2 separate regions of the Homo sapiens genome follow, and region 1 is linked to region 2. The links are chromatin loops, found by intact Hi-C in ENCODE. Cell type or tissue: IMR-90. All regions are shown on one strand. Links, peaks and the distances in the headings refer to the core of each region. The heading gives the core; the rest is flanking DNA. Region 1 overlaps IL15 (interleukin 15). Region 2 overlaps INPP4B (inositol polyphosphate-4-phosphatase type II B).

Region 1 (9,033 bases), core at 2,670-5,169, 450 kb before region 2:
AAAAAAAAACTAAAACAATATTGGAAATATATATCATACAACTAGATATGTCAATGCTTTGATTAAAGATGTCTCTTATATCAACTTTTCAAATTGCCCCTTTATTTGGCACCCTGGTGAGGCAAGGCACATGTTAAGATTCTGGATAGGGAGAGATAGGCATTTTTTTCCTAAAGTGGGAGAAGGGTAATTATGAAAGAGGAAGTGAGGAAGGAGAACTTGCCAGAAATCTGCCTGCTTTGGGCACACATCAGGCATATCTCTGGTAAAAGGGGCTCCTATGGAAGTAACGGATCTTGAAATTGGTTCCTTTAGAACCGTCTATGTCCACAAAGCCCTGGGAAAGTTGTAGGGTATGCCAGAGGTGCGTGTTGTTCAGTTGGGATATATAGTTCAGCCTTCTTTCCCACACCCTCCCTTTGGCTTCTGGATTACCATGGGTTACTGTGCTTAAAGCAAAGTACAGGGAGTAGGATGGGGAGCAGTAAAGAGCCTGGGCTAGCTTCTGTAGAGGTTTCCCACTGGGGACTAGTGCGAAATAAGCTCTAGTAGGGCTTGGATAGCCTCTGCAGTGCAGTCTCCTCTTCTAGCCTCAGCTGCAGTCACCTTGCCTCAGTGTCCAGACACACTTGCCATTCTTTGTCAGCCTTCATGGGTCCTGCTCAAAATGTTAACCCTCTATAACTTTTTCTGTCCCCACCTACTGCCCAGGCAGAATTATTTTCTCCCTTACATGAATTCATTTGGTGCTGTCTACATTCCCTTATAACAGCTTTAATGTCTGTAAACTCATTTTTATGTGTCTGACTCTACACTTACATTTTGAGTAAGGGCAATGTGCTCCATGTGCTTAGCAGAGGGTTGGTCAGAGTCTATTTGTATTGACTTCAGCATGAGTCAATCATCTTTCAAGTGTTTGACAGCTAAGCAAACAACTGTAAAAGAGGTAGGAAACATAAGTAATATAGCAAAACAATGTTGGAATACTGTAATAAAAATAGTATTTTAGGGAAATTAGTTTGAGGTAGAATTTATTGAAGAAAAGACAATTAGAGATAAGGAAACCAGCTAGAAATTCATCACAGTTAATTCAGGAGTGTAGTTTCATTCTCATTATCTGCTCAAGGACATAACTCTAGTAATTCATTCTTTCTCTCCATCACCATTTTTTTCTCTGTCTCTTATGGGTCTTTCCCAATACCATGTAGCCATGCTATAACTTCTGCCATTTTTAAAAAAGACTCATGTTTTTCTCCTCATGTTTCTGCTCACTTCTATATCTGCTTTTTTCTGCCCACATTTTACAGGAAAACTTACAACCTTAACTATATTCTCTGTTTCCAGTTTTCCTCTCTCCTTTCTCTCCTGAACCAGCCAGGCTGTCATCTCCACTGCTCCACTAGAAATACACTTGTCAAAGGTACCACGAACATCCCTTTTATTAAATCCAGTAGTTAGTTATTGGGTCCCTTCCTATGTACCCTTTCAGCAGGACCTGAGAGTTCTTCATGTGGCTTCCAAGCCACTCCCCTTCTCCTTATTTTCCTTTTACCATACCAGCAACAATTTCAGTCTCCTTTTACCTTACCAGCAACAATTTCAGTCTCTGTCTAGTTCCTAATTTCCCTAACATGTAAATATAGCTGTCTGAGGGCTCAGTCCTTAGGCCTGTTCTCTATCTGTACTCTCTGTCTTGGTGATCTCATCTAGTGTCATGGTTTTTAATCCCTTCTTACATTGATGATTCACAAATGTACGGGTGAATCTAGCCATGACCTCTCCCCTGAACTCCAGACTCATTTAGCAGTCTATTTAGCTGTTATTCAACCATCTCTGATTGGATGTCTAATACTCACTGGATTCCTGCCTTTACTGCCATATCTGCTTGCTCCACCTTCTTCCTCATCTTACCTGATGTCAATTTCATTCTCTTAGTTCCATAGATAATCAATCAATCTATCTTGGGTTTGTCCTTAACGTCTCTTTATGTCATATTCCACGTTGAATCTGCCACCAAATTATTTAGCTAGGCCTTCAAAATATACCCTACATCCTATCTCTTCTCACCCTTTTTTTCAGTGCTGTCACCTGGGTTCAAGTTGCTATCATGTCTCACAGTATTATTGCAAAAGTGCCTGCTGCTTGTCCCCTTATCTCCACTCCAGCCTGTTCTCAACATAGCAGCCACAGTGTTTTGGTTACCTGTCCCTGCATCTAAAGGATCAACAGCCATAAAACAAGAACAAAACAAAACAACACCCCCAGAACTTAGTGACTTGAATAACAATAATTTGTTATTTATCGTGATCTTGTAATCTGGGCTACTTTCGGCTGCTTGACTCCTCCTAGGCTGCTGGAGATGAGACATTCAAGAAAGCATCTTCCTTCACATGTCTAGAACATCAGCTTGGATAGCTGGAAAGCTCATGGCTGGCCAAGCATCCATCTCTCCGTATGTGACCCCTATACATGACTAACTTGGACTTTACATAATGTTGGCCTCAAGTAGTTGTATCATTTAACTAATTATTGACTTTCAGGATCCCCCATAGCTTATCTCGTTATGGCATCAAACTCAGACTTTAAGTCTCTAAACTGGATCTCCAGATGAGGATGATATTTCTCTGATGTAGTTTCTTGAGTGCAGCAACCTGTAGCTAAAAAGATAGGTTATCTGTGACCTTCCCCTTGTCCCAACATACAATGGTAAAACAAAAATAGGACAATTGCTTTAAAAAAATACCATTTCAAAACAAGACAATAGAAGGCATATAACAGTTGCTAGTCCATAGCAAGTCTAAATAGAGCCGGCATATATCCCAAGTTCTTGCTCTGGAAGCAATACATGTTCCGGATTAAGGTTTAAATTTGTTCCCTAGGAGTGATCCTCTGTGGCTCTTAACTTCATCTTTTGCACTTTGGGCTCCTTTTCTCATTCTTTCTTTCTTTTCTATGAGAAATAATTTTTGCTATTCTTTGCAGTGGCGTAGCCTGCTTTCTGATGTTAGAGGGTTAATAATTTAGAGACCTTTTATATACTCACTTTTGTTTAACTGCTTTTTGTTTTTAAGTTCAATGATATTTAGAATTCGGGGGGCTTCCTATGAATTTTATTGAGATTCATTCACTCCGTTAGATAAAAGACATAACCAGAAAATCCTTGAGACAAGTTCCACTTTAATTTTTTGGGAAGTCAAGGTGCCATAGAAACCCTTACCATTTTTAGAAGCCTTTTGACTAGTTGGCAAGGTCTGTGAGACATCATTTTAAATCTTTCAGAGTTCTTAATGAAGGGCCTCCATGCCACACACCTGATTTGATCTCCAACCTGAGAGCACATGTAATAGTAGAGCCTGGATTTGATCTTTGCCCTGAAACTACTTATTTCTTGGAGAATCTTTTGCTGCCTGGAAAGGCAAGAATGAGAATAGGTGTTATTTTCCAATCTAGCAAGTCTTAGGTTGAACTATTTCGTCACTGCATTTCTAGCCTTCACTAACAGGGTCCTTGCCTCTCTCCAGGTGTCTTCCCACCACTCAGTCTCATAGTAGTTTCAATGTCAATTACTAATTTCCATATAATAGACTACCCCAACACTTAGTGGTATAAAATAAGAACCATTTTATTTTCTCAAGCCTAAGAATTAGGACAAAACACAAAGAGAATGACTTGTCTCTACACTGCAATGTATGTGGCCTCAGATGGTATGACTCAATGGTCAAGGGATGTCTGAGATGGCTCAGACATTAAGTCACACATATAGAGCCTCAGTTCTGGCTGTTGTCTGGGCTCCTTGGTTCTCCTCCACTTAGTCTTTCCACATGGCTAAACTGGACTTTCTCACAGCACGGTAGTTTCAGGGTTGTCAGACTCTTCACAACTTGGCCAACTTCTATAAGAGAGGAAGTTGGAGCTGTAATCACTTAAGGCTTGGATATGGAATTTCCAGACTTTAACATTTGTTTTATTCTTTTGGGAAAAGCAAGTCAGAAGGCCACCCAGATTGAAGGGGAGACGACATAGATTCCACCTTTTGATTAGTAGAGTGTCATGCATGTTCATGGGGGGAAGGCACTGACTGATGGCAGCTGTCTTTGGAGATTATCCACCACAAAGGGTAATCCGGTTAAAATATTAATCAGGTTATGCTACTCCTCTATTCCAAACCCCACATGGTTCTCCCATCTCACTCTAATAAAAGCCAAATTCTGTTACAGTGGATATTAAGTCTCTTAAGTGATTTGTACCCCTGATGTCTGCCATCTGCTACTCTTCCCTTAGCTCACTGAGTCAGTTACACTGGCACCTTTTCTATTCACCAACCATACTACTATGTTCTTGTCTAAGAGTCTTTTACCTTGCTGTTCCTTCTTCCTAGAATGCTTTTCTCTCAGATATCACCCCCTTCCCCATACCTGCTTTGGGGTTTGTCTCAAATATCCCTGTTGCAATGAAGTAATCCTTGACTGATGTACTTCAAATTGCAGCCTCACCAGCACTCCCTGTCCCAACCCTGTTTGGGAATTCAGATTATTTTTCAGATTTTGGAAAGTAATATAGTGTGTTTACTATATATCATGTAACGACCAAGCTTATTCAGGTACTTCCTCAAAAGGGAATAAATACAGCTTACACATAGTCTAATGTTAGTTCAGCTTGTGTTTTGTTAATCAGTGAATTAAGGAGAAACTTTCAGTTTTTGGAGCTTTTTTGATTTAATATTTTCATATAAGGGACTATGGACTTGTATGTTTTATTGAATTATTTGATTATTAACATCTCCCTTCATTAGAATATGAACCACAGGAGAACATGCAGTTTTGTTATTTTATTCATTGCTATATTCCCATCACCTATTAGTGCTAGGCATATGGTAGTCTCTCAACAAATATTTGCTTGAGTATTTAAAGCAATATTTAAAACAAAAATGAATGAGGGAATGAATGGATTAATGAATGCTAAGTAGTAGGGTACTGCAAATAGAATGGAGAATAGAAAGACAAGCTAATTTCAAGGAAGATTTGATATACCAGTGTTCTATTTATTCATTGAATTGATTTTGGCACTTCAGCAGTTAATAATTTTGAGTGCCTAATATGGGCTGGGGACTTTCCTAAATACTTGACTGGTCTTGATTGAGTGGGAGGAGCAGAGCACAGCGAAGAGTCAGAGAATGCCGAAGATTTTAACCATGAGAGTCAGGAAAGATAAACATGTTAGGAACAGATATATATTACAGCTAACACATGGGGCAAGGTAGGGGAATGGATGAACTTGATTTTGGAAATATCACGATTGAGTTAAAAGTGGAATAAACTACTTAAAATGTCCTGTAAGTGATTAGAAGTACTGGATTGAAGATTGGATAAGCTATTTGTACAAGATTTGGGTTTGTGAATTAAGTAAAGAATTATTGGTTAAAACAAATGGTCAGGATATTTCCCCAGGAGGCAAATGTATATATAGATGGCTTAGGGTCACATAAGACAACTAGAGGGACTGTCACTGAGCTAAGCACCCTGAAAGAGGAGATATTCGGGAAGGCCTTCGAGGAGGAATTGACCAGCTCCCAGGTCTTCAAAAGAGAAGGCTAGGCTTTTTACACCTCCTAGACCTTGCCTTCCTGTCATACTTGCTCTGTCTGCTGCTCTCTAGAGGGATTTTAATCCCTCATATGCTTATTCTTACATAGGGATCATCTTTAAAGACTCACTTTCTCTGTGACGTTTTCCTGGCGAGACACTATCTTTACCTCCTGTCTTGCCTGACACCTTTCCTTTGTGTGTTCTCCACCTGATAGATACTTCTCTCATAGTATCTGCAGTGTTTCACTGTATTTATCTGTGTTCATATTGCCTCTCCGGCAGGTAAATGATAAAGGTCATAGATGAGAAGAATTGTGATGGTGGAGTTGGAAGGGCTGAAGTTTGAGAAACACTGCATTCTTATGTGTCTAACACCTTGTCTGGCACATAGTAGAGCTATAATAATGTTATTCTTGTTGTCAATGATCCAACATATATTCCTGAGGGGTCAAGTTAGATCAGGTTCTGAGAAAAGGAGTTTGACCATATTTGACTCATAGTATATTACTGGTGATCACATGGCTTTTGGGAAACTATTCACAGCATATTTCCTATTATCAGGGTCAGGAAGGGAAATAGAATTTTCTGGGGATGTACTTTGGGCCAGGTTACAAATAGAATCTTTAACTTCCTTATTAGGAGTATGAGTTTTAGAGAACTGAAAACAAATACGTTTGTTTAATATTTTGTGCCAGTTTTATTATAGAGGGGATAATTTTATAAATTTGCAAAGTAAATGCTTCAGTAAATGAAAGGAAATTAAAACAAGGCACATCTTATTCTCTAAATTCCTTCAAACAGAAATCCTTTCATTTTCTTTATTTTATTTGCCGAGTATTTTGAGAAGTTATTTCAGTAGGACAAAAAAGATGAGAGAAATTGTGTGAAAATAATAGTATTGCGGAAGTTTAATTTATTTAGTGTCTCTTCTCCTGAGGGTTTAAGAGAAGAAATATGGTTTCTTCTCTTGTTATGCTGTTAAAAAAATTTGCAGTTACCTCAAATATCAGATTAAAATCTGTATTTGGTATCTTTAGATTCTACTCCTGAAAAGCAAGATCCTTGTAAAGAACCTCTAAAACTGGAAAGATGTGATTATGCTGATGGCTTATTTGACTTGATATTGAGGCATTCATCTTCTAAACCTTGGCCTTTCTTAAGTCAAACCATATTACTCTGAGCCGCTGCAACTTATAAAGCATGGCTTCCAGGCTAAGGTGTTTAAACCAAAGAGGCTAACAGCACACCAAAAGTTCTAAACAATAGTGGATATTTATTGATCACTTTCTCTGTACATGGCTCCCTGCCAAGTGCTGTGAAGGATAAAAAGACGCAGCACATTTGATTCTCTTTAGGAACTTATTGTCTCGTGGAACAATTATTGTTTGCATGTAAACAGCTGAGTGTCCAGGATACTGAACTACTCTCTGCCCCTAAACACAACACACTTCCTTTCATAGCCAAATATTTTGACATGTTTCTCTCATTGGAATGCACTACTTCATCCAGTATCTCTTCCGTGCCCCCTTCTCCTGACTCGCCTGGTCCAGAAATCTCAGTCTGATAATGCCTTCTCTGGGAATATTGTCCTAAATGTCCAAAGTTGGGTTAGGTGTCTTTCATTCTTAACTTCATTCCATAAATATTTCAATAGTTAACATTTATTTTCACCCATAGTCCCAAGTACGTTAACATATGTAGCATTCTCAAACTCATGAGATACTTTCCTTCCCACTTTTCAGATAAGTAAACTGAAGCACCAGGAAGTGTGGTGACTGGTGCAGGGACTACCAGTAGGAAGTGGTGGAACTGGAGCTTGAACTCAGGTTTCTCTCTCAAGCATGCACACTTCCTATAGAGGGTGCTACCTTGCTGGTGCAATTAATAAGAATTATAAAGATTAAAAGAGAGGAGGTGAAATTTTCATTATTTATAGATGAAAGCCATACAAATTAACAAGCTACTAAAACAAATGGGAGAGCTCAGAAAAGTTGCCAGACCAAAGATTTTTAAAAATCAATAACATTTTTCAATAGTAAATAAAGCATTAGCTAACATAACACAACAGTAAAACAAACCAGCAACACAACCTTCCCCAGTAGGAGCACGCTTGCTGCAATTAAATATGGTTTATTTGAGGATTGTCTGGATGGCTCAACATCAGAAAATCTATCAAAATAATCTTAAGGATATAGGAAAAGTTAGTGTCAAGTTCTGAGAAGAATAAAAATAGATTGGATTTTCCAAAACTGACTAAAGTATATCTATGAAAAATCTATAGTAAACAACAAATTTAATACAGGGCTCAGAAAAACATTTTTTGTTTTACATTTTGGGAGACGATGAGGATGCCAGTGTTGGCACAACTATTCAGTAAAGTGATGAAGACAAAAATAATAATCACCATTCATTTGTATTGAGTGTTTACCTATGTGCCAAGCAGTATAAAAGCAAAAGTGGTGGATTAGCCATTGGTGCAAGGAGATGGTGAAACTCCCATCTTCCTACTCCTCCAAGGTAGAGGTGATAATTGAACTACAGTGAGCCAGGATGAAATGGAGTTGTCACAGAAAATTGTAACTAGGATGCTTAATTTATTGTTCTGACCCAGAATGTAGCTATTTGGACATAATGGAATGGAGCAAATTACAATATAGTAGAATTTGGGTGGTACCAATGATGGTGTAGGATAGTTAGATCTAAGCTGTGAGATGAAAAAATCCCTCAATGTCTACTAGTAACTGCGCTTTAGATATAGTCAATACATATGGAGGTGCAAGCCCCAAACATACTGTTATCATGGATTTTATGGATGAAGCAGAGCCCTTTTGAAATTGAAGTTAATATGGAGAAGCAGCACAATGCATAGCATATGCTTTGTGCTATGGTAACTGAATGAACTTCTGGTGAAGAATTAAAGGAGGGATCCAAAACACATTGCTAAATTTCAATTTAACCTCTTTATGTAAAATTGAACAATACATTTAATTTCTCTGCACTTATTATTCTCTTCTTGAAAATTAAGATAATTAGACCAGAGAAAATCCCTTTGGTGTTGAATCTGGTGGTTCAGGAAACCAACATAACATGGATGGATTCTATCATATGCTGAGATTTTCAACCTGTCATCTTTATAGATGTTACTTAGGCACTGGAAGGGACTTTAGACACCTCCAGTCTAATCTCCGTATTTTAAAGACAAGGTAACTGACACTTAAAGACATAAAGTACCTTGCTAGTGTCACATAGCTGTTTAAAGGCAGAATCAAGCCTAGGGTCCAAGTCTCTAGACCCCAGTCCATTCCATGGTTCTGGTAAGATTAGGAAAGCTCCACATTTCATCAAGAAGTTCTCAATCTCAATTTTACATGAACTATAGTTTTGGAAATTGTAATATGTTAATGATGAATAGATGGGAATGATGGTAGTCTGTATGGAGTATAATAAA
Region 2 (2,500 bases), core at 1-2,500:
TAAGAAAGTATTCAGAGGTAAAAGTTACAAGAATGTTTATTGCATTATTGTTTATAATTTTAAATAGCAAAAAAGCTTTAATATGTTCATAAAGAGTAAGAATAAACCAATATATTAATGCAAAGTAATATAAGTAAAAAGGATACACAAATGCCATATGTGTCAACATGGATATATCACAAAAACAATATTGAGCAAAAAAGCACAAATTATAGAAAGATTCATACAAAACAACAGCAATAATATAGTCAAATGTGCAAAACTGTACCATATTTTTATGGATACATAAATATAGAGTAAAATGTGTATGAGGATGCAAAACATCAAATTCAGGATATTGATGTTCTCATAGGAGGGGAGGATTAAGGGTGGTAACCTGGAGGGGTACAAAGGGAGCTTTTACCCTATCTGTAAATATTTGTTTCTTACGAAAATTCCAAAGCTGAGCAATGGGTTCCCAAATGTGTGCTATGTATGATTTGTTCTTTTTTGTTTGAAACTTTTATAATTGCTTTTCAAAAACAGCACTGAGCCAAGATTCCAGGAAAGTGATTTCTAATGCCAATTCTACTGCTGCTTTGACGTGTAGTCTTAGGCAAATTGCTTAACCCTCTGTCCCTATTTCCTCAACTGCAAAATAAGGGCAAGAATCCGGTCATGCGTCATTGACCAGTAATGGAAAACAATGAATAAAACTCTTGGCAGAAAAGGCTACATTATTAAATTCTGTGTCACCTCTGAAAAACAGAAGATATTAGTAGCACTTAAAAAAGAGTTCACAGCCTCAGAGGGGAAGCCTACTTTCTCAGGTAAAAGTCAGAATGTATCCAAAGTAAGAAACAGTCTCCTCACACACGTGCAGTCACACACCCCAGTCACAAACATTCACAAACCCCATGACTATTCTCGTACCTCCCCAATGGAACAGAACAATCAAGTTGAGAGTCAGGTTTTAGGGCCTATATCCTCCTTGTTAGGTCAAATAGGTTTCTTCAACAAGAAGAGCTCTGACTTTGACGACCTGAATCACAGGCAGGGTATTAATAAGTAAACAGGAATGGAACCGTGGCCTTTTAGCTCACTGAACTGTGATGCTAATGATGTCAAATAGTTTCATTCTCTTATGGCCAAATAACTGTGTGGCCAGAAACTGTTCCAAGATGAATCAGAAATTATGGCTGCCTTCCCAGTCCCTAATCTACTCACTTCCCACACTAAGTGGCAGATACAAAATTGCCATGGGATGCACCACACTCCCACTCTGACGTCCATTTGTGTGATCCATACCCCTTGAAATCAAGACTAGTTCACGAATAGACATGATCTAAACCAGTTGGCACTAAATTCTCATCTTAGCAACTGTTTTAAGGATATGCAAGTGGCCTGTGCTGTTCCAGCTGAGTGAAGCTCCTGAAGAGGAAAGGAACCTCTTCTTAGCCCTTTGGTTGAGTGTGGGGTTAGCTCATAACAGCCATCTTTTAGCCACAAGACCAGACATAGGATAAAATTAACATAAGAGATAAGAGCAGCCTAATGATAAAATACAAAGGAGATATTGTTTTTTGTTTGCTTTTGTTTTTTGAGACAGAGTCTTACTTTATCACCCAGGCTGGAGTGCAGTGGTGTGACCTCGGCTCACTGCAACCTCTGCCTCCCTGGTTCAAGGGGTTCTCCCGCCTCAGCCTCCCAAGTAGCTGGGATTACAGGCACCCGCCATCATGCCTGGCTAATTTTTGTATTTTTATAGAAATGCGGGTTTCGCCATGTTGGCTGGGCTGGTCTCAAACTCCTGACCTCAGGTGATCCACCCGCCTAGGCCTCCCAAAGTGCTGGGATTACAGGCATGAGCCACCGTGCCCATCCTGAGATATTGTTTTATACTGCTGAGTCACTGAACCAACCCTCTCTTGAAACCTACCTTACTGCTAGAATTTTCAGTGAGGTTTATCAGCAAGTTTTCTTTATTGTTTAAGCTAGTTTGAATTAAGAGTTTTTGTCATTTGCAATCAAAAGCATTCTAAGGTAAGCAAATTGTTATATATGTATATTCAACATTGACCAGCCACAGTACAAATGTGTACTGTTGATTTAGAATGAGGAAAGGACAAGTCAGAGTATTTCTGGAGGGCAGCAAATCTATCACACCTGCAGTGATGGGTTTAAAACATAGTTCTACATTCTTCGACACTTTTTATTGAAAGACGTGGAATGTATGTCTCCTCAGGTTGAATCTGGGTGGGCTTCTGACTATCTTTTGACTAATGAAGTATGACAGAAGTAATGATCTGTGGCTTCTGAGGCCAGGTCTGAATTGATTATGCCTCTCCTGCCTGATAATTCTCTTGGAACTTGCCGACTGTATTCCTCATTTTGAGATGCTCCCTATAAGAACCCAGCCATTATGCTGGAAGAAGCCCAAGCCACATGGAAGGTCTTGTTTAGGTGCTTAAGTCAACAGTCACAGCTGAGCCCAGCCTTTGAGTGAGGTTATCCCAGGTGC

The links. A loop is a pair of places that touch in the nucleus more often than their neighbours do. Peaks named below come from ENCODE experiments on the same cell type or tissue, not always from the same donor. Only the 100,000 strongest peaks of a DNase experiment are listed, where the experiment ranks them.
Region 1: a loop joins it to region 2, with 3 times the contacts of the local background. A loop is called at or near these places in 4 of 110 quality-filtered maps.

Annotation. Positions count from the first base shown.
Region 1 is chr4:141,642,047-141,651,079 of GRCh38, forward strand. All of the region lies in intron 1 of IL15 (interleukin 15), which reads left to right. Among named protein-coding and RNA genes, the nearest start is that of IL15, 10 kb to the left of the region's middle. In IMR-90, for the core only: no CTCF peak of the experiment used is centred there; DNase peaks (open chromatin) are centred at 3,745 and 5,165.
Region 2 is chr4:142,090,728-142,093,227 of GRCh38, forward strand. All of the region lies in intron 23 of INPP4B (inositol polyphosphate-4-phosphatase type II B), which reads right to left. Among named protein-coding and RNA genes, the nearest start is that of IL15, 460 kb to the left of the region's middle. In IMR-90, for the core only: no CTCF peak of the experiment used is centred there; DNase peaks (open chromatin) are centred at 624 and 1,214; H3K27ac peaks cover 1,195 bases.